Regions from separate parts of the Mus musculus genome. Here region 2 is linked to region 1. The links are chromatin loops, found by intact Hi-C in ENCODE. Cell type or tissue: gastrocnemius. All regions are shown on one strand. Each heading gives the region's core, and the rest is flanking DNA. Links, peaks and the distances in the headings are about the cores only. Region 1 holds the start of Dip2c (disco interacting protein 2 homolog C). Region 2 overlaps Dip2c (disco interacting protein 2 homolog C).

Evidence for each region. Hi-C counts contacts between places; a loop is a spot of excess contacts. Peaks named below come from ENCODE experiments on the same cell type or tissue, not always from the same donor. Only the 100,000 strongest peaks of a DNase experiment are listed, where the experiment ranks them.
Region 2: a loop joins it to region 1, with 2.5 times the contacts of the local background. A loop is called at or near these places in 3 of 42 quality-filtered maps.

Annotation. Positions count from the first base shown.
Region 1 is chr13:9,269,886-9,282,610 of GRCm38, reverse strand. Dip2c (disco interacting protein 2 homolog C) reads right to left here and starts at 6,086. Exons shown (of 37, transcript NM_001081426.2): 1 at 5,545-6,086. The coding sequence starts at 5,629. It also overlaps the pseudogene Gm46391. In gastrocnemius, for the core only: no CTCF peak of the experiment used is centred there; DNase peaks (open chromatin) are centred at 5,248, 5,545 and 6,073; H3K4me3 peaks cover 2,618 bases; H3K27ac peaks cover 2,115 bases.
Region 2 is chr13:9,345,649-9,358,373 of GRCm38, reverse strand. The region is part of intron 1 of Dip2c (disco interacting protein 2 homolog C); the gene reads right to left. Among named protein-coding and RNA genes, the nearest start is that of Dip2c, 75 kb to the right of the region's middle. In gastrocnemius, for the core only: no CTCF peak of the experiment used is centred there; a DNase peak (open chromatin) is centred at 9,422; H3K4me3 peaks cover 272 bases; H3K27ac peaks cover 2,041 bases.

The sequences.
Region 1 (12,725 bases), core at 2,582-10,581:
GAAGGCAAAATGTGACTCATAACATCCAACAGCATCCATAAGAGTCCCATTTGAAACAAAACAGACACACTGTTAAGCTTTCACCTCATAAAGTCAGATCTAAGGAGTGTGACAGTGGCACTGCAAATATGTTACTAGTACCTGAAACAACCTTACAAATGTGGTGGAGGGGGGGAGAGGAGGGGGTAGAGAGAGAGAGAAAGAGAAGCTGAATTTGACATCTAGAATTATTCATTAAGGAAAGAACATTCAAATCCAATTATTTATTTCCCTGTGAAGAATCTTAAACTGTACACTAAAATCAACATTACATATTTTTTATTCATGTTAAGTGTACAAAATAGTAGGTTTTATATGACACTTTCATACATATGTATCCTTTATACCCCTTTATTCACTATCCATGCTCTACCATGTCCTTTGTATCCCTATCATTGATCTCATTTCTCTCCCTGCAAACAGTCCTCCTAATGATTTTATGTTCATATTTATGTATGTATATGTGGATAGACAGACAGACAGACAGACAGACAGACAGAGATGACTCTGGAAGAAAACATGCTTCTGCACATTTGTTTTCCAGCACAATTGTTTTGCTTTGTTTCCTTACAATGAAAAGAAGATATGCAAAGTTTGGATGGCAATCAAGATACCAAATCTCCCTTCCAGACTCCCAAATGTGGCCACAGCACAGAAGCTGTGCAGAACTGTATCTTACTCATTCTGTAGCAACAGAACACCTAAGCAAGGCTCAGGGACTGAGGAGAAGGGCAAGGGGCAAAACCTAGTCCTTGAATGAAACGTCTGTTGTGTTGTTCATTGTGTTGTTCCCAAACCCTTAGATGGCCACTGCTTTAAGAGTCCACTCTTTTGTGACAGCAGTGGGCTAGTTACATGGGACTGCTTGAGTGCATTAAAAACAAAACAGTATTGATTCTTTGACCAATACAGAATGACCTGACATTCAAGTAGACTTTTCACCATTTTCCTGGAGCACTTTAATATACTGAAAAAAAAAAAAAAAAAAAAAAAAAAGCTAAATCAGACTCTTTGGGAGCATAAGTAATAGCTGGAATAATCTGGTACATTAGTTAATAACGCAAAGCAAAAACTAAGCAACTCCCATTAGAGGAAGTTACAAAGATATTAGGGATGAGACATGCTAACAATTTAAAAGCAATGACGTTTAAGTACAGCATTTTTTTTCTTTTAATTTCCCCTCTGCAAAAGCTAGATACCCCTTGCAGGCTACATTACAAGGCACTGTTCTTGACTTTTGTAAAAATAACCCTAACCAGGCATAGGAGTGTACATCTACAATCCTAGCTAATGGAGACACTAAGACAGAATGGCTAAAAACCATTCAAGAACAACCAGCCAGAGCAATATAGTGAGATGCCATCTCATTTCAATGTATATTACATAGGTTAGGGATGTTAGTCTGTTGGTGAGATATTTGCCTAATAACATGAAGCCCCATGTTTCAATCTTTAGCAACACATAAGCTGAGCATGGTGCTAAATGCATGCGATCTCAGCAACAGGAAGGTTGGAAATTCAAGGTCCTCCTTAATTGCCTAGGAAATTCACATCCAGGGACTCTCACTTTATGAGACCCTGTGTCAAACGAGCTAAAAGGAAAGCATAGGAAGAGGCTTCTGCTCTAGCTCTAACAAGGCCAATGAAGTACAGGCCCAGCCCAGGAACAACTGACCAGCTAACAAAGAAACCTACTGACACAACAGTCAGGAACTAAGCTAGATCATTTTTTTATATCTGATCTTACCCAAAACGGTTGGCAAGCAATGATTTCTTTTCTTTAATAAAGCATCAGTCTGTTTTTATACCATTTTTCTGTTTCCTCCTCTAATTCTTTTGGCATTCCTGTATAAACTTTTTTCCTCAAGCCAGATAATGTTTAATCACATATTAATGAAATTGTGTCTAGATCCTTCAAAGCCAAAAAAAAAAACCAACCAAACAAACAAAAATCCCCAAAACCCAAAATGTATAATTCCAAAAGGCATGAATAGTGGGTTCTGTTGTCATTGTTGTTGTTTGTTACTGTTGTGTTTGCTTGTTGGTTTTAAAGAAGAAAAATTATCTAAGAAAAAGAGTATGAGAAAGGCCCCACCACAGCCCTGCCAGGCATACTGTAGAAGCCAGCTCAGGAATGGCTTTTTCCCCAGCTCATGTCCAGACTCAAGTGTCTAAACAGATCCAAGATCCTGGCCCCACACCAGTGAATATATTCACACATGTAGGCCCAGGGCTGTCTGAATCAATATAAGAAGCTGCACACTACACCTCCTGCAAAAACCTCTTGGGTTTTACTGACAAGACTCTATAATGGCAAACAAAGCCTAGCTTTTCTCAGTGAAGGAAGCACTGGGCAGTGACAGAGGCTAGAGAAAGAGCAAAGGCACAATAAAGCAGGAAGGTTAAAACAAACAAAAAACCTGCAGCCAAGTTACCAATGGACAAATCCTTATCAAACAAACAATAACTTGATCAAATAAAAATAGCATCAGTATATATAACAGCACCCCAGTAGATGGTACAGACCCAAAGTGAACCAATGTATAGAAATCTAGGTAATCTACAACTCATTTAGGCTGGTAGCTGATATAAAAACTTTAATAGTCTGGTCATTTTTTTTTCAATGTATGTCATTAAAATGGAATTTTCTTTTATTCTCCTCTTAGAAAATGAGCCCTGGAAATTCCACAGATTTTCCTGTAACACTTTCTGATATTCTGATAGTTGAATAAATAAAATAACCAACTCTTCTGTTTGTTTCTTTTTTGAGACAGAGTCTCACTATGTAGCTCTGGCTGGCCTGGAACCTGCTACAAAGACCAGGCTGGCCTAGAATTCAGAGAACTGCTTGTCTCCTGAGCACGGGGATTAAAGGCATGTACAGACAAGGAACTTAACTCTTTCCATATAGATTTTGGTGGACAATATACTGGGAAGCAGTACACTGCAATAATTTGACAGTAAAAGTCATCCTAAGTTTTCACTTTGAAACTGGGTATGTTGGGATTTTTTTCTCCCAGTTAGGCAAGGTAAAGAGACCCAGAGATTCTTGATCTTCACCTCCTAGGTTTCTATACTAGAATAGCAGCAATACTAGAAAACAAATTGATTCATCTCTTCCAGGAAAACAATCCCCTTGGTTACAAGACATGGAATTTCAAATGGTTTTTTGTAAATCACAATCAAAACTCAACAATGACAAAGCCACACTTTATAATAAAGTCAAAGGTAGCACAGCTAATACATAGATGGGAGGTGGGGGCTGGGAGAAGAGCAGGTTCCAAGGAGTAGCAGAAGCTGAACACAGTGACAAAAGGCTTTTTTTTTTCTTTTCTTCTTTTCTTTTCTTTTCTTTTCTATTCTATTCTTTTTGTAATTCTTAAAAGTTTAGGTCAGGTCTCAACATAGCTCATATAGAAAAAGAAAATAGAAAAGGACTTCCTGAATACAAATATATGTACACACTTCTCTAAGCCCACCCATTCACCAAGAAACTCATTGAGTCCTCTAAGTTCTATACAGACACAAGGTGCTCACAGGGAGTTAAGCTAAGTACACCTCATCTAAAGTGGTTTTCCATACTTCTCTGGGCAACACTCACTCTTCAAGAGTGATCGATCATGACAGGTGACCGCTGTTACCTAAAAACAAAACAGACAGCTACTCTCAACAAGAGGAGAGCAGGATATGTGGCTCCAGGCATTATGTGAGGCTTTGAGAGTAAATGTGAATTGACTTCCTAGTAGGCAGGGAGATTCAGACCCTGCGGAAAGGGCTCAATGCAGGTTCAGATGGCTTCTCACTTTTCAAGTATGGGTGGGCAGAGACACATCACATTAACATAGTGCAGATAGCAGAGGTGCTTGCTTTGAGTGAGAACATGAATGGGAAGGGGTGCTTTCAATACAGGATGCAGACGATAAAACAGCGCTGGTAAGCTGAAGAAGACAGTCTATCTCAAGTCTAACAAAACACAAATGTTTCTTTATAGTTACTTACTAGAAATACACTGTCCACACTGCATACCTCATCTTCCAGTTTAAATCTAAAGAATTCAGCCCTGCCCTTTCTGCCTGTGGAAGGGTGATGCTCTCTCTTATCTCTAGATGGTCAGAACTGAGGCAGGAAGCACAGTCTGGGACACATTATCTTTTCCTCCATTGGAGCTTCCCAGGGACTGCTTCCAAAACACCTTGGAGAACCCCAAATTCGGGATAAAGAAAATGTCTAATCTATGAGAATCTGATAACAGAAGCAACACTTACAGCCACCTGGTTTACTCTCCACCCTGCAAGTGTTAAAAGGGAAAACGTAAAGTCAACGTCAGCTCCTCCCCATGATGAAAACTGGCACGAATGAATTTACGTTCTGGCTGCTGGCCCTCACAAATCGTTACCAAAAAAAAAAAAAGTTTACCATGCTAAACTGCTCCAAATATTAACTCAAGAGAGACGACAGGCCATTTCCACACCACTAAGCTGTAGTCTTCTCAATGAGTGGGATGACCGCTAAATATTTATTACTAGACACATTTTGGAACTTTAGTGGAGGAAAAAGGAAAAAAGAACCTACAAAACCCAAGCTGAAACTTATGACAGTTGAGCACATGATGTCCACCATGAAGAGCAAAGACGAAAGCGTATATAACACTCCGTGAAATCACAGCAGAGCAGCCGCAAAGTCTCAATGTCTCTATCCGGCACGATGGGAAGGAGGCATCCAACCTGGCCTGAGGGGGGAGGTTTTAGGGCTCTAACTCAACCAGCTCGTCACAAACACGCCGGAACAATAGTACTACTATCTTCCTCCCGCTGACAGGACCGTGTGCCTGCAGCCTCAGGGGGATCCAATCCCGAAGTCCACTGACAAGTTTCGCATTAAAATCAGGCCATTCAGAGGCCGTCCCCAAGCAGGGAGCGTGGAAGCATGTGCTGTGCTGGTGCTGGTGGTGCTGCTGGTGCATGTGGTGGTGGTGATGATGGTGGTGGTGGTGGTGGTGGTGGTGGTGGTGGTACTGCAGCTGCATCAAGGACGCAGCGCCTCTCCATTAGGGAAGAGCGCACATCCCCACCAAGGCCATTTCCCCCGCAGCCCTAAAGGTTGCTCCATCTTGCTTCGTAGCCGGGAGCCCCGGGCCCAGCCGCAGCGCGCAGGGGGCATCGCGGCTGCACCGTGCCAGTTGAGCCTGGAGGGCGGGGGCCGCGGCACGCACACGCGCGCGCGTGCACACACACACATACACACGCACACACACTACACACACACACACACACACACACACACACAAGCACGCGCGCACACAAGCACATGCACACACATGCACCCTCCCCGGGGCCACCACACGGGGCCCGGGCCAGGGTCAGGGCCGGGGCCCCGCCACCCCGAGGCCCGGCGCGCGCCCTCCCCGGAGTGACAGCACGGCCCGGCCCGCGGGGCCCCGAGCGCGCTCCAGAGAAGCGGTGTCCCGGCCCGGCCCGGGCGCGGGGCTAAGGGGGGTTGCTGTTACCTTCCGACAGCTCCAGCTCCAGCTCGGCCAGCCGGGCCCTCACCTCCAACGGGAGAGCCATGCCTTCCAGGCTGCGGTCCGCCATGCTCGCCGCAGACGCCTCCGCCCTGCCGGCCTCCTCTTTGTTCGCCGACGGAGGGCTCCTCAGCGGCCGCCACTCGAACCCGGAGGAGCCGCACTGAGGAGGCGGCGGCGGGCGGGCGGGAGCGGGAGGCCGGGCGGCGGCGGGCAGGCGCGCGGGGATTTTCTCCTTAGCCTCCTCAGCCTCGTCAGTCTCCTCAGCGCCTCCTCAGTCTCCTCAGCGCCTCGTCAGCCTCCTCAGCGTCTCCTCAGCGCCTCCTCAGTGCCTCGTCAGTCTCCTCAGCCTCCTCAGCGCGGCCCCGACCCTGGCGGTGGCCTCGCGCCCGGCTCTCTGCGCGCCTCCCCCAGCCGCGGGCTCCGGCCCCGCTCGGCCGGCACCGGATCACGGGCCCGCCCGCGGTCACGGCCACAGGGCTCTCGAGCTGCTCCGCGGCCGCCCTGCCCCGGCGGGAGCGAGCGCCGCTGCGCGCGCACCGGGCAACAAGAAGGCGCGCGCGGAGGGTGGGAGCGCGCGGACGTGCCACGGCGGCGCGCGCTCAGGGGGGCGGGGCCTCCAGCGAGTACTTCGAGAGCGCGCTCGTGGGACAGTGGTGCATTTGGCCTTAGGAGGGGGTCTTCCCAACCCTGAGGCTTAGTTAGGCTCCTCAAGACTCAAGGAGAAAAATAAAGAAGGCATTCGGAAGCACACCCTAGCCTGCTTGTTAAAACTTCAAATGTTCTGGATCATCGAGGGCTGATTTTTTTAAAATACTTTTAAGAGGAAAAAATAATTAAAAAAAAAAAACAAAACAGCATGAGACATAGATTGAGTCCTAGGTTTGAAGTTTAAAAGCATGGATCTAGAACAGACTACTATATGACCTTGAAACACACAATGTTTTGTCTAGACTTCATTTTTCCCATCCGTGGAAATAAATCAAGGTAGGTTGGGTCTGTCACACACTGTCCAGCCTAAGGAGTCTTCAGCAAGTGTCTTCTCCCTCACATCCTACAATATCATCCCCTGCTTTTCTTCTACCTCTTGTGAATTTTTTTCCCTTTGGTCATCGCCTGTGATGGTATCAATGTCTATTCTGAATGGCTGATACGGAGTCTGACTATTTGGGGGCATTCTCGCATGGCCAGCTGTCTCCAGAGTAATCTCACCTAGCTGCCCCTGAAGCCCCAAACACCACAAAACCAAAGTAAAAACAGCATCTCCTAACATTAAACATCCACCTGCTTCTTAAAGCATTTTATTAACTCTTTGAGAATCTCCTACAATGTATCCCTTAGCTCCTCCCAGAGTCATCCCCACCTCTCTACTATCCCAATTTTATGTCTATTATTATTATTATTATTATTATTCAATAACCTATGGACTCCAATTTGTTCTGCTCAAATATTTCAGGATGGCTGATCTCACAGGAGGCACATCCTTATGGAAAAAAATAATAAAAAACTGACTCTCCCTCCCCGAGAAGCCATCAACTGGCCATAGGGATAGGAGCTCATTAGCCCTTTGCTATGGCATGCTAGAATGTTAACTGCCTTCATCCTGTGCTGGCAACCATAGCTTCTGTGAGTTTGTGAGTCCAGAGGTATTGTCGTGTCCAGAAGACAGTTTTGTTCCCAGTTTTCCTCAACCTCTGACTATTACAATCTTTCTACTCCGTCTTCTGTGATGGTCTCTGAGCTTCGGGTGTGGGGTTATGATACAGACGCCCTATTTGTGACTGAGCACTCTACTGACATCTATTCTCTCCACTTTGATCAGTTGTGAGTTTCTGTGTCAACCACTACACAAAGAAATTCCTCTGATGAGGTCGGAAGTCTGCACTAGTCTGTGGGTAGAGAAATACAAATTTAGAGGGCAGTTTGATGCCTCGTCCCTTTAGCGGAGTAGTAATAGTAGGTTAGGTTCACTCCTACCTATGATCTCCCCAGCCAGATTTGCAGTACCAGGCATATGTTTCCTCCTGTGAGGCAGGTCTGAAATCCAATCAGACAGCAGTTGTGAAAGCATATGACCTTGATCTTCACACATAGTATTAATATCATTCAGGTTATTATTGCAGGGTTCATAGATGGTTAAAACTGTTAAACACACACATCCACAGCCTGCATAGCACCTTCCAGTACCAAGCAAGACAGCCAACAAAGAAGAAACTTACTGATTAGCATTGATGGATTCTGCCATGTCCTATGAATAATGTGTACGGTGCCTTCGGCCTTAGGGTCTTACCCATCACCCACCTGCTTTTATCAGCTACTAGTGTTTTCCTAATTATCTAGGCTAAAGTCACCCTGGCTTCTCTACCTTCCTTTATCTTCACACAACTTTTGCTTCTCAGTCCCCTCAAATGTATCCCACAAAAACACTGATGGTCTGCTTCCTTCCCATGCCTGCAAACACTGTTTCTAGTCCCCATGCTTCTTCCTGCCTGGAATATTCTAAAGACCATTGAGATGGTGTACCCAGCAATGGGACCCTGAAATTGTAGACACTTCTTTCAACAGTGCTTCAGCACATCTTCTTATGGAACGCAAGTGAACTTCTTAGCTTTAAACTAGGGGACCCTCACTAACTGCTCCAACCTTCAGCCTAGTCTTACCTGCCCACCCCCCATAGGTTCTTGAAGAAAGGATGACTAATATTCAGCATCCTTGCTAATTGTACATCAGTCTTCTGAGGCAGGACCTCATGTGTTCAAGGCTGGCCTCCAACTTACTATGTAACCAAAGATGGTATGTACCATGCTGCCTGGTTTATGCAATGCTGGCAACCAATCCCAGGGCTAAACCAACATTCTAAAACCTGAGTACACCCCAGCCCCCAAATGGAACATCCATCTTCTTAATTGTTTTCATCTTGTTTATGTTTATTTTTATGTATAGAAGTCAGCATGTTAGATCTTCAGGATTTGAAGTCACAGACAGTTGTGATCTGCCATGTGAGTACTTGGAATGGAATCCGGGTCTTCCAGAGGTGGAAGAGCAGTTAGTACTCTTACTTGCTGAGCCATCTCATCTTGATTATGAATTCTCTTGTTGGCTCAGAATTTTCCCCGTCAGCTCTCTTCTCCCTTACTATGTTCCTATCACTCTGATTTCATCCAATTTGACCTTCAGTTAGTCTTAATCTTTAGCCTGTGGGTAGACTCCTTGAAGACCAGGAACAAACCTCTGGAAATCTCATTCATTTGACAAGTGTTGCTCTCTTATGAAGATCTGCTTCTCGGTAGAGAACTGTGGGAGAGAAATAAGCCACTAGCAATGATAAACTTGAAAACTGTGAGCTCCAGACTGCCGGTTCTTTTGGTTCTATACCGGGTCCTATACTGTGAGGTATGTCCATTGGTTTGGTGTTTACTTAAGAACATATTAAAATACAGTAGATACTGCTGGCACAATGTTTGGCCCCATTCTTTTCATTATGATCAATCTAGCCACTAATTAAGAAATCTCTAAAGATCTCATTCCACTTTCCATGTTATAGATGAAAAACCTTAAGGAAGTAAAATATAATAAAACCAGGACTGAAACCCTAGTCTCCATTACTGTCCCATAATGCTTTGTCTGGACTTGGTTTTTTTTTTTTTAACCTTACTTTTTATCTTTTGCATATATATTGTTTCCAATTTTGTGTTGTTATGGGTTTTCTATGTGTGTCTGTAAATCTGTATGTGTTTCTCATGCTTTTCCTTTCTTTTCCCCATTTGTTTGTTTGCCTGGTTATTTTGTAAAGAAAGAGAAAGAAGGTGTGGAGTTGAATGGCTGGGGAGGTGGGGAGGATCTGGGAAGAAATGAGGGAGGGGAAACCATGATAAGAATATACTGTATGAAAAAATCTATTTTCCTTGTCTTTGGTCATTCTGTGCCGTCATGTCTGTCCTGAGGCCACTGCTGCTGAGGAGCCTGACCGGCTCTGCCCGTCGGCTCATGATGCCAGCAGCTCAGGTCCACTCAAAGCCACCACAGGAGCAGCTCAAAGTCCTGGATATCAACATTGGTCTCACTTACTGCTTCATGTGTTGTCTTCTGCCTACTGGCTGGATCCGTTATACCTGGAGAGCTACAAGAAGCAGGAGTGAAGAGAGCTGTCTTCCCTCATCCTTTGACTAGACCCCTCTTGCCAGCCCACCTTGATCATATTTCCTGCATTCCTGGCTGGCCTTCCCTGGGACCATGTTATTCAATTCCAGTCACCTCTTCTGCAATCATGACCTCTCGATGTCTCCATGGTGACAACTGGGACCACATGTATTGGCTCTGCTTGGTGGGGTCCCCCTTTGTAACAATAAAGTCTATTTAAACCTTGCTCCAGAAAAAAAAAAAAAAAGAAAAAAGAAAAAATCTATTTTCAATTAAAATAGATGAACACAATAATAAAATCCTAAAGTTATAAGATGAAGTTCAGCAGCTATAGTTGTCTGCACCAAGACAAGGTCAAGAATAAGCCAGCCATCACCCTAGCACGGAAACAGAGGTCTTAATAAGTCCAACCTTTAGCTGAGGAGCTATGGGCTCCTGATGGCTTCAGGGGAAAAGATGGTAAATTTTCTTTGAAGCTGTGGTTTAACCCATACTCCATTGGATAGCCACATGCCAATGAGAATATGGGCAGAACAATTTGGTCTTGATGGGTAACTCAATTTTTAAAAAAGAAAGAAACAAACCACAACAAAACAACAAAGAAAAGAGTTGAGGAATAAGGGAGTAGAGATGGATTTGAGAGGTGTTGGGAACAAATAGTGATAAAAAGAATCTTGTATAAAATTCTCAAAGAATTAATAAAAATGTTTATTAAATGTTTTTTAAAATATCCTCCTCTCTAAAGTAGAAAGTCCTGGGTTCATTTTACATTCCAAACAGAAAGTGATACCAAGTAAATTTAAGACAGGGTGATGTCAAGATAAGGTATATATTCTCCTTTTAGGAACTACACAGGTCAGGCTGGAAAGATGACTCAGTAGGGAAAGGTGTTTGCCATCGAGCCTGACAGTCTGACTCAGATTCTTGAGATTATATGGTGGAAAGAGAGGACTCACTTCCAGCAACACACACAGACACACACACAGACACACACACACACACCACACACACACACACACACACACTCACACACACACACTCACACACTCTCTCACACACACACACACACACACACACCTTTAAGAAATGTATAGGTCATGATTTGTTTGTGAATGTTGATCTCAGAGAAAACTTGTATTTACCATTAAATATGTAGGTTGGATAGCTAGAATTGGAGCTGACAGGTCTTCACTTCAGCAGGTCTTTGACTACAAAGTACAGTGGAGAGGGGGTGTGTGTGCTCTTGGCTCTTAACAATGTTTTCAATAACACGATACCTAACTTTATCAGGAAATTCTACCATTTCCTCAAAGCTATGATGTCAAAAGCCAAACTCATCTTACCAACTGGCTCTCACCCCAGCTTGTTATTTCTGATAATAACATTCCTTTCTCTTACATATCCCTTTCTCATTCCAGAGACCAATAGCCTCTGCCCATGATATTTTTCTCACAAATCTTTTCCTCCCTCTCTGTCCTGTGGATACAGCTCAAACCAGGCCTGGTTTGAGAGGTAGAGAGAAGAGTGGGGGTAGGAATGGGAGGAAAAAGAGAAGGTAGGAGAGACAGAGATTTGCTGCAGATGGCAGAGTAGGGACTGGAGCCCATTCACTGTGGCATTTAGAAAAAGATCTGATGTTCTCTCCTGTACATCTATGTTCAGCTGCAGAATTTTCCATGGTCATGAGGAGCCCCAACTACTTGTGTCTCTGTTTTACTAACATCTTCCTTCATCTTCTCCCATCAGGTCTCCAACCTGTGTCATAGGCACGTGCAAAATTTAATTCAGCGACTCCCAGCACAGTACTATGCATCTATATCTCCAGCTATTGAGAGGCTGAGGCAGGAAGACTCTTTGACTAAAATATCTGCAGCCATCCCAGCATGGGAGCTCACATCTTAAATCCCAGCACTTGGGAGGCAGAGGGAGGCAGCTCTCTGAATTCAAGGCTAGTTTGTTCTACACAGTGAATTCCAGGGGAGTCAAAGCTACATAGTAAGACCTTGTCTCGAAACAAGCAAAGGTTTGAGGCCAATATAACAAAACCCTGTCTTCTAATATTTCTCCCCCAAACAAATGACACTCCTTCCATGAAGCCAAGCCTAATGTCACCTCTGGAATTACACACCTCTTTATCTATCTGTTCTCTCTGGGATTTGTAATTAATAGGTGTGTCTTATCTGACAGCTAACTTATCTACAATCCCAGCATTGGGTTGAATGGCAGAACAAGAAACATACTGTTTCTCATGGAGCAGTCCTGCTCTGGGACAAGGAAGAAAGCCTGTCTGTGTCATCATGTCCAGTTCTGCTCATGTTCAACCTCACAGAATGCAGACTTTTTGTATGGACTAGATATGCACGTAAACACGTGTACAGAAGACTGGCTCAAGTGTGGATCAAGTCAAGCTGATGTATTGGTGAAGATAACTGGAAAAGATTCACGGGTCTACTGGCTCAAAAAACTCTGCCAGAGGCCCCAACACTTCTATGTGGGACCAGAGTCCTCTCTCTTCAGACTCTTTGCCTTCAGGAAGCTGACGTAGGGCCTGTGAGTTTTACTTAGGAAGTGGATCCCAGTTCTCAGCATCTTTTTATTTGTTTTGGAGACAAGGTCTTTATAGCTCTACCTAGTCTCCATCAGCCGTTTACCTGAGGATGACTGGAGCTCTTGATCCTCCTTCCAAGGTCTGGGGCTCGATTAATGCTAAGCAAGCACTCCATCAACCGAGCTGTATCCCCAGCATTGTCAGTATTCATTACAGTGTGCAGATCAGAGGACAGATCTGTGAGGATTGGTTGGTCGATCCTAGGAATGGAGCTCAGGTCACTAGGTGTAGTAATAAGCGCATGGCTCACCAAGTCATCACAGCACTATGCATCAGCATTTGTTAACACAGTAGAACGATTTACATTATCCAAGAAATCAGCCTCCCTAAAATGAAGGCCAGGAGACATGGTTCAGACCATTTAAATAGCCAGGAAGAAGAAGAAGGAAGGAAGGAAAATAGCCTCCCCATCAAGGAG
Region 2 (12,725 bases), core at 1,472-9,471, 77 kb before region 1:
GATTTCAACATCTAGTGAGGTCCCTGAACCTAACTTTGTTCATAGAAAAGAGAATTATCCCTACATGAGAGACCAGAAAACTGGTTCCTGGCTGTAGTGTTCATTAATGTAGCTGTAACTTTCTGCCTGTAGAACAGAGCTTGAAGTTCAGAGTTCTAGCTACTTTAGTCATCAGACCTCAGACAGAATATGTGAAACCTGAATATTTTCCTCTTAAGAAGGGGAGCTATACAAGCTTGCAATCCCACCAGCAGTGGAGGAGTGTTCCTCTTTCTCCACATCCTTGCCAGCATCTGCTGTCACCTGAATTTTTGATCTTAGCCATTCCGACTGGTGTGAGATGGAATCTCAGGTTGTTTTGACTTGCATTTCCCTGATGATTAAGGATGTTGAACATTTTTTCAGGTGTTTCTCAGCCATTCGGTATTCCTCAGGTGAGAATTCTTTGTTTAGCTCTGTACCCCATTTTTAATGGGGTTATTTGAATTTCTGGAGTCCAGCTTCTTGAGCTCTTTGTATATATTGGATATTAGTCCCCTATCAGATTTAGGATTGGTAAAAATCCTTTCCCAATCTGGAAGTCAGTCTGGAGTTTCCTCAGAAAACTGGACATAATACTACCGGAAGATCCAGCAATACCTCTCCTGGGCATATACACAGAAGATGTTCCAACTGGTAATAAGAACACATGTTCCACTATGTTCATAGCAGCCTTATTTATAATAGCCAGAAGCTGTAAAGAACCCAGATGTCCCTCAACAGAAGAATCGATACAGAAAATGTGGTACATTTACACAATGGAGTACTACTCAGCTATTAAAACCAATGGATTTATGAAATTCTTGGACAAATGGATGTATCTGGAGGCTATCATCCTTAGTGAGGTAACCCAGTCACAAAAGTCATTAGATATCCACTCACTGATAAGTGGATATTAGCCCAGAAACATAGAACACCCAAGATACAATTTGCAAAACACAAGAAAATCAAGAAGAGGGAAGACCAATGGGTCGATACTTTATTCCTCCTTAGAATAGGGAACAAAATACCCATAAGGAGTTACAGAGACAAAGTTTGGAGCTAAGACGAAAAGATGGACTATCCAGAGACTGCCCCACCCGGGAATCCACCCCATAATCAGTCACCAAACCCGGACACTATTGCATATGCCAGAAAGATTTTGCTGAAGGGACCCTGGTATAGCTGTCTTGTATGAGGCTATGCCAGTGCCTGGCGAACACAGAAGTGGATGCTTACAGTCATCTATAAGATGGAACACAGGGCCCCCAATGGAGAAGCTAGAGAAAGCACCCAAGGAGCTGAAGGGGTCTGCAACCCTATAGGTGAAACAATATGAACTAACCAGTACCCCCAGAGCTCGTGTCTCTAGTTGCATATGTAACAGAAGATGGCCTAGTCAGCCATCATTGGGAAGAGAGGCCCCTTGGTATTGCAAACTTTATATGCCCAGTAGAGGGAAATGCCAGGGCCAAGAATTGGGAAAGGGTGAGTAGGGGAGCAGGGTTGGGGGAGGGTATAGGGAACTTTCGGGATAGCATTTGAAATGTATATAAAGGAAATAGCTAATAAAACATTTAAGAAAAAAAAAGAAGGGGAGCTGTAGTACTACAACTATGATTTTATTTTAAATTGACTGGCCTGTATTAATGATACAGAAACTAATGGGTTTATTGTGACATTTTCATCCATGTACATAACATTCTCTGATCAATCTCCCCACATCTCAACCCCATCTTCTTATCCCTTCTGCCTACAAATCAATCGCTACAATTATCTCAACTACTGGGATTAGAATAAATGTTTAGAAATCTAAGCTATAGATTTAATTAATAAAAATCTAAAACCTAAATTCCTTAGGAAAAATGTAAGCTAAACACAAATAATCATGTATAAGCTCTGCCAATGCCTTGCCCTTGGCATTATTTGAAAGTGCATTATTAATATAAATGAATCTTCAGGTAAATTCCATCTCAACCTAGGATCTATGGCATTTAGTGGTCCCCATTTTGGATCTCAGTGTAAAGTTGGTTGTCAAACTAGGTCTCTAACCTCAGAGCACTATTCCTCAATCACAAATGTGCTTTACCTCATTGCCATCCCTGGACCTGAGCAATGATTTCCCTCAAGGCCATTCACCCAGCCACAAAAACAATGGCAGTCAATAAAGGTGCTATCTGAGGAACACTGTCATACCAAAGCACCTTAGAATTCAATTAAGACTAATAGGTCAATGAACAAATAAATGTTGTGTGAAAACACCAGAACACACACATACACTCACACACGCACTTAGGAGGTGGAAGCAGAAGGGTCAGAATGTCAAGGTCATCTTCAACTACATAAGTTCAAAGCCAGCTTTGGATACAGGAAGCTTCCCTTTTCCCCCATAAAAAGCCACCTTATAGAGATTCAAGACAAATAAAACAAAAAATACCACTGACTATTTCAAATCTATCATCTCTCCTGTAAGAACACAATACTTATTACTGTAGACTAATCTCTCTCAGTCTATTGCAAGGACTCGTGTCTGCAAAACTTCTACCCCACTTCCATTCCGGACAGAAGTTCAAATCTGCAGCTCTACTTGCATCTGAGAATGAAAGGTTCCTCGGGTGACCACTTACAGCCTGCTTCGCTTGGTATTCCATATTAGGAAGCACCAATACATGCTGAGTGAGCATGGATAAGCCAACCCTGTCCTCTTCACACTGCTTTCTTCAAAATAAAGCCTGGAGGGCATAGGTAGACACATCATGACACCATGTTATGTTGGCCCTACAGAGTGCCTCAGCACTGAGGATTAGCCACAGTATAGAGCAGCACTCCTTGGATAACAAGCTCCCTAAGGAAACCTTCTAGACCCCAGCATGCTCCCTCCCTCCCGGACTCTGAAAAGGCAATAGGAGGCCAGCTGGAGTCTCTATTGTTCAGCACAAGGAATACTGCCAACCGCTGTAATTATCTTCTGTATGCTTAAAAAGAAAACGCATCTCATTCCATGCTGCCCCCACCAAAACTTCAAACTAAAGTTGCTCTGAAAGAACAATTTTTCTGCACCCTCAGGAAGCCAGACCCATCCCAAGATAGAAAAGGTAGCACAAATATTTGCGAAGTGGCCGACATATGGGTAAAGTTTAGCCAAATGTATCATGGTCAGGCAACCAAAGGCACAGCACATGAATACAACACACCCCAAGTTTCAGTGCTCACACACAAGCCAGGATTACAAGTATCATAATAGGCAAACTATTTAAAAATGCAATTATTTAAAACATCTGTCTTAGAGTTCCTTTAGTAGGTCTAGCACAGAGTCAGGAATAAGGCAAAAAATGAAAAGGGTCCTATTTACACCTAAATGTGTGTGCTTTATTTAGTCCAAAGAGAAAGCACTTAAATCTAACATGAAAGTCTCTGCTCCTTCCGTTTGTTCCAGAAAGCCAGAGTCCAGGAAAAGATAGTAAGAATCAAAGTGTGGCTTTAGAAGATTCAAATGTATGCCTTTTTAAAGACAATGCAAATAAATGCATTAACTCACACACACAATAGTCCACTCTAACCTCTTTGACACATTCTGCCCTTAGAATGCATTCTAAGATGAAAATTTAGGATTCTTCCAACCACAGTCAAAGAGACCAAAATGCATTCTAAGAAATGACCAATGCCAAACTCCTTTAGGGTTTTTCATGTCAGAACTGAACTTTTCTTTATAATCATATACTTTTTAAAATACAAGTAATGTTGTTCACAGAAGTAGACACACAGGAGAGAGTCTAGAGATATACACTTGCCTAGCAAGAAATGGAATGGGGAGGGAGAGGAGGGGAGAACAGTAAGAAGGAAAAAGGGAAAGAAAGACATCCATTAACTCATAAAAACCAAAACTCAAGTCCTCATATGCAGCCCCATATAACACCTTCATTTACAAATAAAATATGTGCATATTTCATCAGCAAGTCTGTTATCTTTGTTGTATCTCCCTTGTGACCTGAAAACTTAGACACACACACACACACACACACACACACACACACAGACACAAAATCACCTTCAATAAACCCTATTACTGTAATTCAATTTCAGCCACTCAGACTTTCTAGATAATTTTCCTTTAACCAACTGCATAGCTTTATAAGAAGACTCCATGTAATAAAGTTTAGCCTATTGAAAGCTCTCTAAAATAAGTATCATATGACTATCATTACAATGATGCAAGCAGTACACTAGTCACCCCCAGCACCGCTCATCTATTACAGTGACTCAATTGTTCCTTTGCAACTCCTGATACTCAAAACCAGCCCCCATATTTCATCAACCCAAATCTTTGTCATTCTTTACTATAGTCAATCAGTTTTGTATCACAAAACCAAGAAGTAAAACCACATCAAGCTCTTATGACTCACTGCTCTATATTTATTGCAAAGTTGCAGGGGGTGAGGAGACAAATCTGGTGGCCATTTATTCCCACCTAAACTGAAGTCACCGTTCAAGCACTCCTATTTTTAATCCTCTTAGAGGAACTTTCTTAGAATGATCTCCAACAAATAGGACAATTTAGGAAGAAAAGATAAAAGTCAGGACAATATTGAGACAAAGGAATTTGAATCATCATTTCATTCACTTGCAACCTAGCCAAGAATATCATTAAGTATTAGCATCATACTCTAAAAGCAAAGCTATCCTCCCGAAAAAGATCACGAGCTATGCCTTATTGTACTGTGTGCATGGTATCATGTCATGGCCACTTCATTCAAGAAAAAACAAACAAGGGCTGGTGAGATGGCTCAGTGGGTAAGAGCACCCGACTGCTCTTCAGAAGGTCCAAAGTTCAAATCCCAGCAACCACATGGTGGCTCACAACCACCTGTAATGAGATCTGATGCTCTCTTCTGGAGTGTGTCTGAAGACAGCTACAGTGTACTTACATATAATAAATAAATAATAAGTAAATAAATCTTTAAAAAAAAAAAAAAAGAAAAAGAAAAAACAAACAAAAGAACTAAGTAGCTCCTTTAACCTTTCAAGTAAAGACATCTTTTTCCTAAAAAAATTAACTCAATTCAGAAACAATAAAACCATCCAATTTACCTTCAAAGTAAGGAATTTTTCCAAAAAAAAAAAAAAAGGAGGGAGGGTTTGTTTTGAATACTTTAATCTATTGAATATTTAATAGTAAATATAGTTTGTGTTCATTTAACAAGCTCAGATAACAAGCCATATCAAAAATATTGATAAAATTACAGCCAAACTAGATTAAAACCACAAGGGAAGAACTACATATAGCTTCAGGTATATTGGGAAGTGTGCTTAGTTTTTACCGCTTCCTGGGATAACCGAGCTACTAGATGAATTAGCCACAAATCTAACTGCCCATGTTCCAGTTCCTACCTATTATATATACAGAGGGAACTGACATTGCACCCCTAAACAGGGTTAGAGTTAGTACTGGAGTGGCCATATTGCAGTGAAAAGGCTAGCTAAATAAGCATATAATAAGAAAGGCCTCTACACTGGCAAACGTCTTCCTTTGATTCAACAAGCATCAAGTCATCCCAAGGGTATCTCAGGGTCACACACTTCTCACGTCTCACGCACACCCCATCTGTCCCTCATATACATCCCTCATTTTTTTCAAGGCTTGATCACTTATTTGTTACTCAAAGTTACTTTTGATTGGACTTAGTAGTAGAGGGTTTTAGCAAAGATAGCTATGTCTTTAGCAAAGACAGCTTGGCAATCAAGTCACTCTCTTGGACAAATGCTTAGCACAATCAACTGTCTGTTGCAGGACACATGGAGTAACGAGATGCTGAATCTTGCGTGGTTTAGTCCTGGATTCCTTATCTTCTTTATTAAGGGCTTTCTGACAATATACTAGCAAAAACCATCTTGTTTGAAGAGACTGAAAATTTTTAAGATTCTACTAGTTTTTGTGGGCCCCAACCACCAAGGCACAGTAGTATGGGTCAGTCCAGAAACATTTCTCCCCTACCTCTCTTTTACAACAACCAAGATTGCACTTATCTGCAATGCATCTGTAAACAGACTTGCACTTCTTCCTCTCTCCAGTGCCCCTTGTTCTATAACAAGGATGTTCCTTACTCAACAGCAGATACCTCCTGCTATGGGTTAAGACACTTTGCATCGTGAAAAAATCTTGTTGTTCCTACCACTGATTCAGACCACATAACCCTTCCACTTTTCACCCAGAGCATGAAGCAGCTACTTCTGTATCCATGTGTTTCTCAAAGAAAATATAAACCTTCATCATCTACTTCAAAGAGTAGAAATGGTTAGAAAGGAAAAAGGAGATACTCACTTCATCTCGACACAGCCAAGCAGCTAGGAGGTGCCATGAAAAAGAACCCTCACAATCTTAAAGAGACAAGTCTAGAATATCCTCCCTACCAAAAGCCTTCTTTTGTCTGCACTTTTGAACATTTTCCATCAGAGAAACTTTTCAGGAGTAAGGTTTTTCAGGATAAAAGCATGTATTTTACGTACTCTGGACAATTAAGTATCATATGCTTTGTGTTAAAAAAATAAATACGACAGGCACAAGAGCCTTAAAATGCTATGAGGACAGGGATTAGAATGTCTGAATCATAACTAAATTGTCAGAGTCCAAACGGAGCTATAGTCCAATGGTACACAAAATTTATGTGGATAGATACTATTCAGAATACATTAAAAAATACAAGTTATCAGTGGTTAAGAGCACTCTGCTCTTGCAGAGGACCTGGTTCAGTTCCCAGTACCACATGGTGCTTACAACCATCCCCAAACTCCAGTTATGGAGATTCAAATCCCCTTCTAATTTCCATAGGCATACATATGGTACACAAAGATACAGGTAAAACAAACATATATATGAAATTTTGGGGAGAAAAAACGAAAAAAAAACAGAAATATCTTGCTTGTTTAGCTTTAAAATATAGCAGAAAGAGACCCACAACCCTAGAGTACTCAGCCCATTTCTGGACAAGAATAGTTAGCTCACTGACAGCCTTCCTAGACAACCAGTGACAAATTCACTTATTGGACAAGTAGAATCCTAGAACAAGGATTCTATCAATTCTGCAGCAATGCTGTAACCTGCTCCCCAGTCCAAGGCCAAACAAAGTAGAGGAGAGAGGTGTGCTCACCTCCTCTTCCACGTCACAGAGAGAAGCCGAGTTAAGGTACCACCTCACGGTAATGGATGCCCTCATGTGGACTTCCTGGCTTCTCCCATGCGGACACAGAACTAGTACTACAAGACCCAGTATCGGAGCCCCCAAGAGCTTGAACATAACCAAGAACCAAGAGTGTGACCTTCCCTCAGCCTCAGTTTCCACACCTATAAAATATCAGTTCAAATATACAATAACATGGTGTGATTTTCTATAAATAAGAAGCACATTCTGGCATGTGAGTTGAGACTGATGCCTGGAATGTGCAGCCAGACCCAAGAAGATCTGCAGCAGCTGAGGGAACATGAGCCAGCAAAGGAATCTGATTTGGAGCCAATTCAAGGCGCCTAAAATTGTTCCACTGGTTTTATATTCTTGGCAAGGCCTGACCAGGCAAACAACTGCAATAGTTTCCACCTAGGATATCTGAGATTCCTTGCCTTTTTTCATAATTATCGCTGTTTCTAATTCATGATAATTAGGATGGGGACTTAACAGCAGGTAATTAAAGCAATTGCACAGTTTGCTATTATATTACAATGCCATACGTCCCTACTAAGAATGGACTCTATAGGAGGAACTAATGCCTGAGAAAGAAGGTCAACAGGTTCTTCCCCTAACCAAGGAAAAGCAGCTTCTTCATTCAAGTACTCCTCCAAATCAAGGCCAGGCCACTAGCCTGGTAAGAAAGGCATAGCATATAACTTTCTGACCAAACCTCTCTCAATCTCAAACCATTACCCAGCCTGGCACCTTCCTCCAGCTCAAGATATTCTATTGTCCCCTCTATAGCCTTGGGTATATGAGACCAAGGACAGTAATCTGAATCAGCTATAGCACTTTGCTACTAAGAACCAGAAAGCAAACTCAGCAAACATTCAAAGAATTTTTCCTTTCAAAGAAGCAACAAAATACCTAAATACACAAGCAGACTGATCAACAACCACCTTTGTGTTCATGTGTCATTCCTCACTTTTTAAAATAGGGTCTCTCCCTGACATGACCTTCCAATTAAATTAGACTGGCTAGCCAGTGAATTCTAAGGATCTGTCTCTGCCTCTCCAGCACTAGGATTGTAAGCACACACCACCATAGCTTTTACAGTTAAAAAAAAAAAAAAAAAAAAAAAAAGCCTCTGGGTGTCAAACTTGTGTTTACAATGCAACCTCCCCAGCTTCCCATGCACTTTGTCACAGGGATAATACAGACAACTATATAGCAAACAGCCAAGCAGAGGTGCACTTCCTGATCAAAAATAATAATCAGCACAACAGGAAGCCCTACCATCCCTTTGTGAAAAGCTCAGACTATGGAAGCTAGTATTTCTCCAACACGCTCAAAGATAAGGGAGCCTGGCCAAGGAGAACAGAGCTGCCGCAGACTCATCGCTCAGCTATCAACACAGAGTACAAATTCATCCTAGTCTGCACATCACTTGGTATAGGAGAGATAGAAAGAAGCCAGCAGCTAGCACCACCAAGCTCTTCATAGGGCATCAAAATCCCTTCACAGACAAAGGCCTAATGACCTTTCCAGAGGGTCTGGGGCTCTTCTGCCAAGGTATCTCACTCTGGCACAGAGCTATCATTCAGAACTCTTTGTCTAACACAGGAGCCAGTAGTCACCTGTGACTAAAGGACTATACTTATAATTTCTTTTCAAATGCATTGTCATTAAATATTTTAGTTCAATTTAATGTGCCCCAAGGAGTACCGCTGCCATGGACATCTCTATCCAATCGAATAAGAATGTAAATAGATGCCACATAAGAGGAGAAACCAATCTCACCAAGTTGTCCTCCGACCTCCACACACACACACACACACACACACACACGTGCTGCTGTACCACAGGCACACCCACACCCACATACATGCAGAATACGTGTAATTTAAAAAGAAATGTCCACCACCTCTGAGTTCTTCAAATTAAGTCAACAAAGGAAAAGGACTTTGGCAGCATGAGAAAGCAGTGCAATAAGAATGCAGCCTAAGTCAAACAGACCTCGCTGTGTGATCTGGGATGTATGTGGAAACCAGGTGAGACCTCAAGAATGACATCTGCCCTGTAATTCTGAATCAAGGTGTCTCATTCACCAGGAGGGGAGTACCCAGGAATCTTCTGCCTGTTAGTGCCTCCCCAGCACTGGGACTGTAGATGTTAACCACCATGCATGGCTCTTTATGTGGGTTCTAGTTCAGGTACTTACGTACCAAGTGCGTCAGCAAATTGGTATCACCCCAACCCCCGCTGTCTTCGACACCTAGTCTATTAACAAGTAAACACCGGTGACTTTGGTGTCTTCCACTTAGGATGAGTGACCCCAATGTCCACCCAGTGTGGTGTCAGGGTCAGAGACGACATCACCAACATTTACTACTACTTCTAAACTAACGAATAGTTGTTCATTCTATGCAAGAGAAAAAGGCAATTGCCTGTTTCCAAACTCACACACACAAAATAATAATAATAATAATAATAATAATAATAATAATAATAATAATAATAATGGTATAGGTATACAGACAGTTTCCAGGACACATCTTGTGCCCCTCGATGAAATGTAAAATCTAAATTCTATTATGAAATTGTATAAGATTCGAGCCCTAGGTCAGCTCTGACAGCAAATATTTAGGTGACAAAACAGCAATTTGTGTACTGCTTTATTTTAGGAAAAATAGTTCAACCAGATGTTAAACAAAAGGAAAATGGTTTCAATCTTTCATCTAATCAAATAAGCTATCTTTTCTTTTTTTATGGTGAAGTAGAAAGTTTATTATAGATTTTTTTAAGGATTTAATTATTGTATGTGAGTATACTGTCTCTGTCTTCAGGCACACCAGAAGAGGGCATCGGCTCCCATTACAGATGGTTGTGAGCCATCATGTGGTTGCTGGGAGTTGAACTCAGGACCTCTGGAAGAGCAGTCAGTGCTCTTAACCACTGAGCCATCTTCAGCCCTTATAGCTATCTTTTCAAACTCAAAAAACTTAAACTTGCAGACAATCTTTCAGGGTTCAAATGATATCATCTTAGTAACTATTCTATAGCTGTGAAGAGACCATGATCAAGGCAGCTTATAGAAGAAAGCACTTATTAAGGCCATGCTTATAGTTTCAGAAAGTTAGTCCACGATCATGGTTAGTACAGGAACATGGCAGCAGCAGGCAGACAAGCACGCATGGTTCTAGAGTAATAATTGGGAGCTTACATAGTGATCCAAAAACAGGTGACAGAGAGAGAACCAGACTAGACCTGGCCTAGGCTTTTGAAACCTCAAAGTCCATTCCCAGTGACACACTTCCTCCAACAAGGCCACACCTCCTATTCCTCCCCAGTCCAACTGGGAACCAACCGTTCAAATAGATGAGCCTCTGGGAGCAATCTCATTTAAACTACTACATATTTCTAATGAAGGAGCAAGCTGTTGTGCCGTTCTTCCTTCTTAGATCATTTTTACTTAAGCTTACACCAGTAAGAGGCCTTTATACTAACTTCTTTGCAATTATAGAATGGAGATAAAGATGCTGTGTCAGCAAATGTCAGTTCTCGAAGACATGTCCTACCAGATTTAGGTATGCTTCAAAGGTTAACTTACTTGGGATGTGTGAAGTTACAGATTTAAACAAGGGTTTGTTAAGCTTTTCTTACTAGAATTTTAGAATCCTCCAATACAAAGCCATCCACAGGTTCAACTGAAGAACACAACCACACTGCATGCATACCTCACAGAAAGCCAATCGGAACAGAGCCACATCCAACAATATCTTGGCTTTGTTATTTAAAATCATATGACATTACCCTCCCAACAACAGAAACCATGGCTCACCTTGTCACCCAAGGGACCTCTAGGAGATAAAATACTGCTTAGACACCCAATGTCACAGGTTATTTTTTTCCCTTAAGGAGGTTGCACTGAATCAATCTAGTCATGTTTTAGGGCAATGAGCAGCTCTGGGTATGAGGAACTTCAGCACTAAGCTGTCCACTCTTTTCTTTCTGCTTTATCCCAGATTGATAAAACCTCAAATTACTACTCCGCTCCTGTTACATGCTTTTTAAAAAACTGTCATTTGTCCTGGGTTCTAAACCTGGGACAATTTTCAAAATAATTTTATCAATTAAATTATTAGGTAGTAGTGCATAATTTGAACCTCATGAAAAATTTAAACTTAGATTGTAATAACTGCTGTTTACATCACAGATTAACAAATGAACACTTTTAATTCCTCTAATGTATTTTTAGATGGGGCCAATTCCATAAACAAACCAATACTGAAGCGAAAAGCATCTTCAGTCCAAGGTAGTTAATGCATTTTATTCCCAATTTTTTCCTCTCCCCGGTATGAAATCTCTAATCTATGGTCTTGAGGAAAAGTGTCATTAGTGTTTATGTCTTTGCCTTCTCCCCAGGGGGACAGTGAGACTCCCTAGTCACATAGCAATCTCACTGAACATACAGCAATCATGGTATGCTGGAACCTAAACCAGAAATCAAATCTGAGGCAAAGAATCTCAGATTCCTCACTGGTAAAAGTTTCTCAAGTGAATATGGTTAGGACTAATGCTGCAGCACATTATTAAGGATGGGGCACTAGAGGCCAAGGCAGGGAGTAACTTGCATCACCTAGGCAGAAGAGCAAGACCTTGTCTCTAAAGTAAAGCAAAGCTGTGTATCCAATATACAGTCAGGTGATCAGCAAATGTAAACTTCGTCCTTGGGAGAAGCAGTTCACCACAAGGATAATATGCTTTGTGGCTTTTTCAAATAATGAAGTTTATGCACAAAAATTTTAATGGGCTTTCGCTAAATAGTATACTCTTGATGTAATACTTATGGATATGAAAATTAGAGGACTGCTGTGGTTTCAAAGTCAAATGACCTCCATGGACTCCTGTGTTTAAATGCTTGGTTGCATGTTAGACAACAAATGGCTGGGAATGTGTGGTGAGACTACCAGATACTGCCAACAGAGACAGGGTAGCCCCACCTCATTGCGACAAAGCCTGAGAAGGAAAGACGCACAGACTATCCAAGGGATTAAGGACATTCCACCTAAATTTTCTAATAGCCTGCTGAAGGCTAAGGATGGACAAGCTGAGAGCCATCTAGACAGACTCCCTCCCCCTCCACCCCAACTATATAAAAAATCACTTTGCTGTTCAAAACCAGGAATGAGATGAGCCAGCACTGAGTACCAACAGAACAACTATCTTCAAGGCACTGGGTTTGGTGAGGTGGTGTAGTGGATATTCCTGGTTGTCAACTTGACTATATCTGGAATGAACTACAATCCAGAATTGGAAGGCTCACCAGTGATTCTAATCTGGAGGCTGGGAGATAGAAGTTTCTGACCTGGATCTTGGTACGGAGATCTTGAGGCATAGTGGCTATGAATTCCAGAAAATTAAAACAGGGAAGAGCTCTGAGTTCAAGGTCATCTGGGATTAAAGGTGTGGTGGCACACACCTTTAATCTGGGCTACACCTTCTGCTGGAGACCTACATAAGGACACTGAAAGAAGGAAGACACTC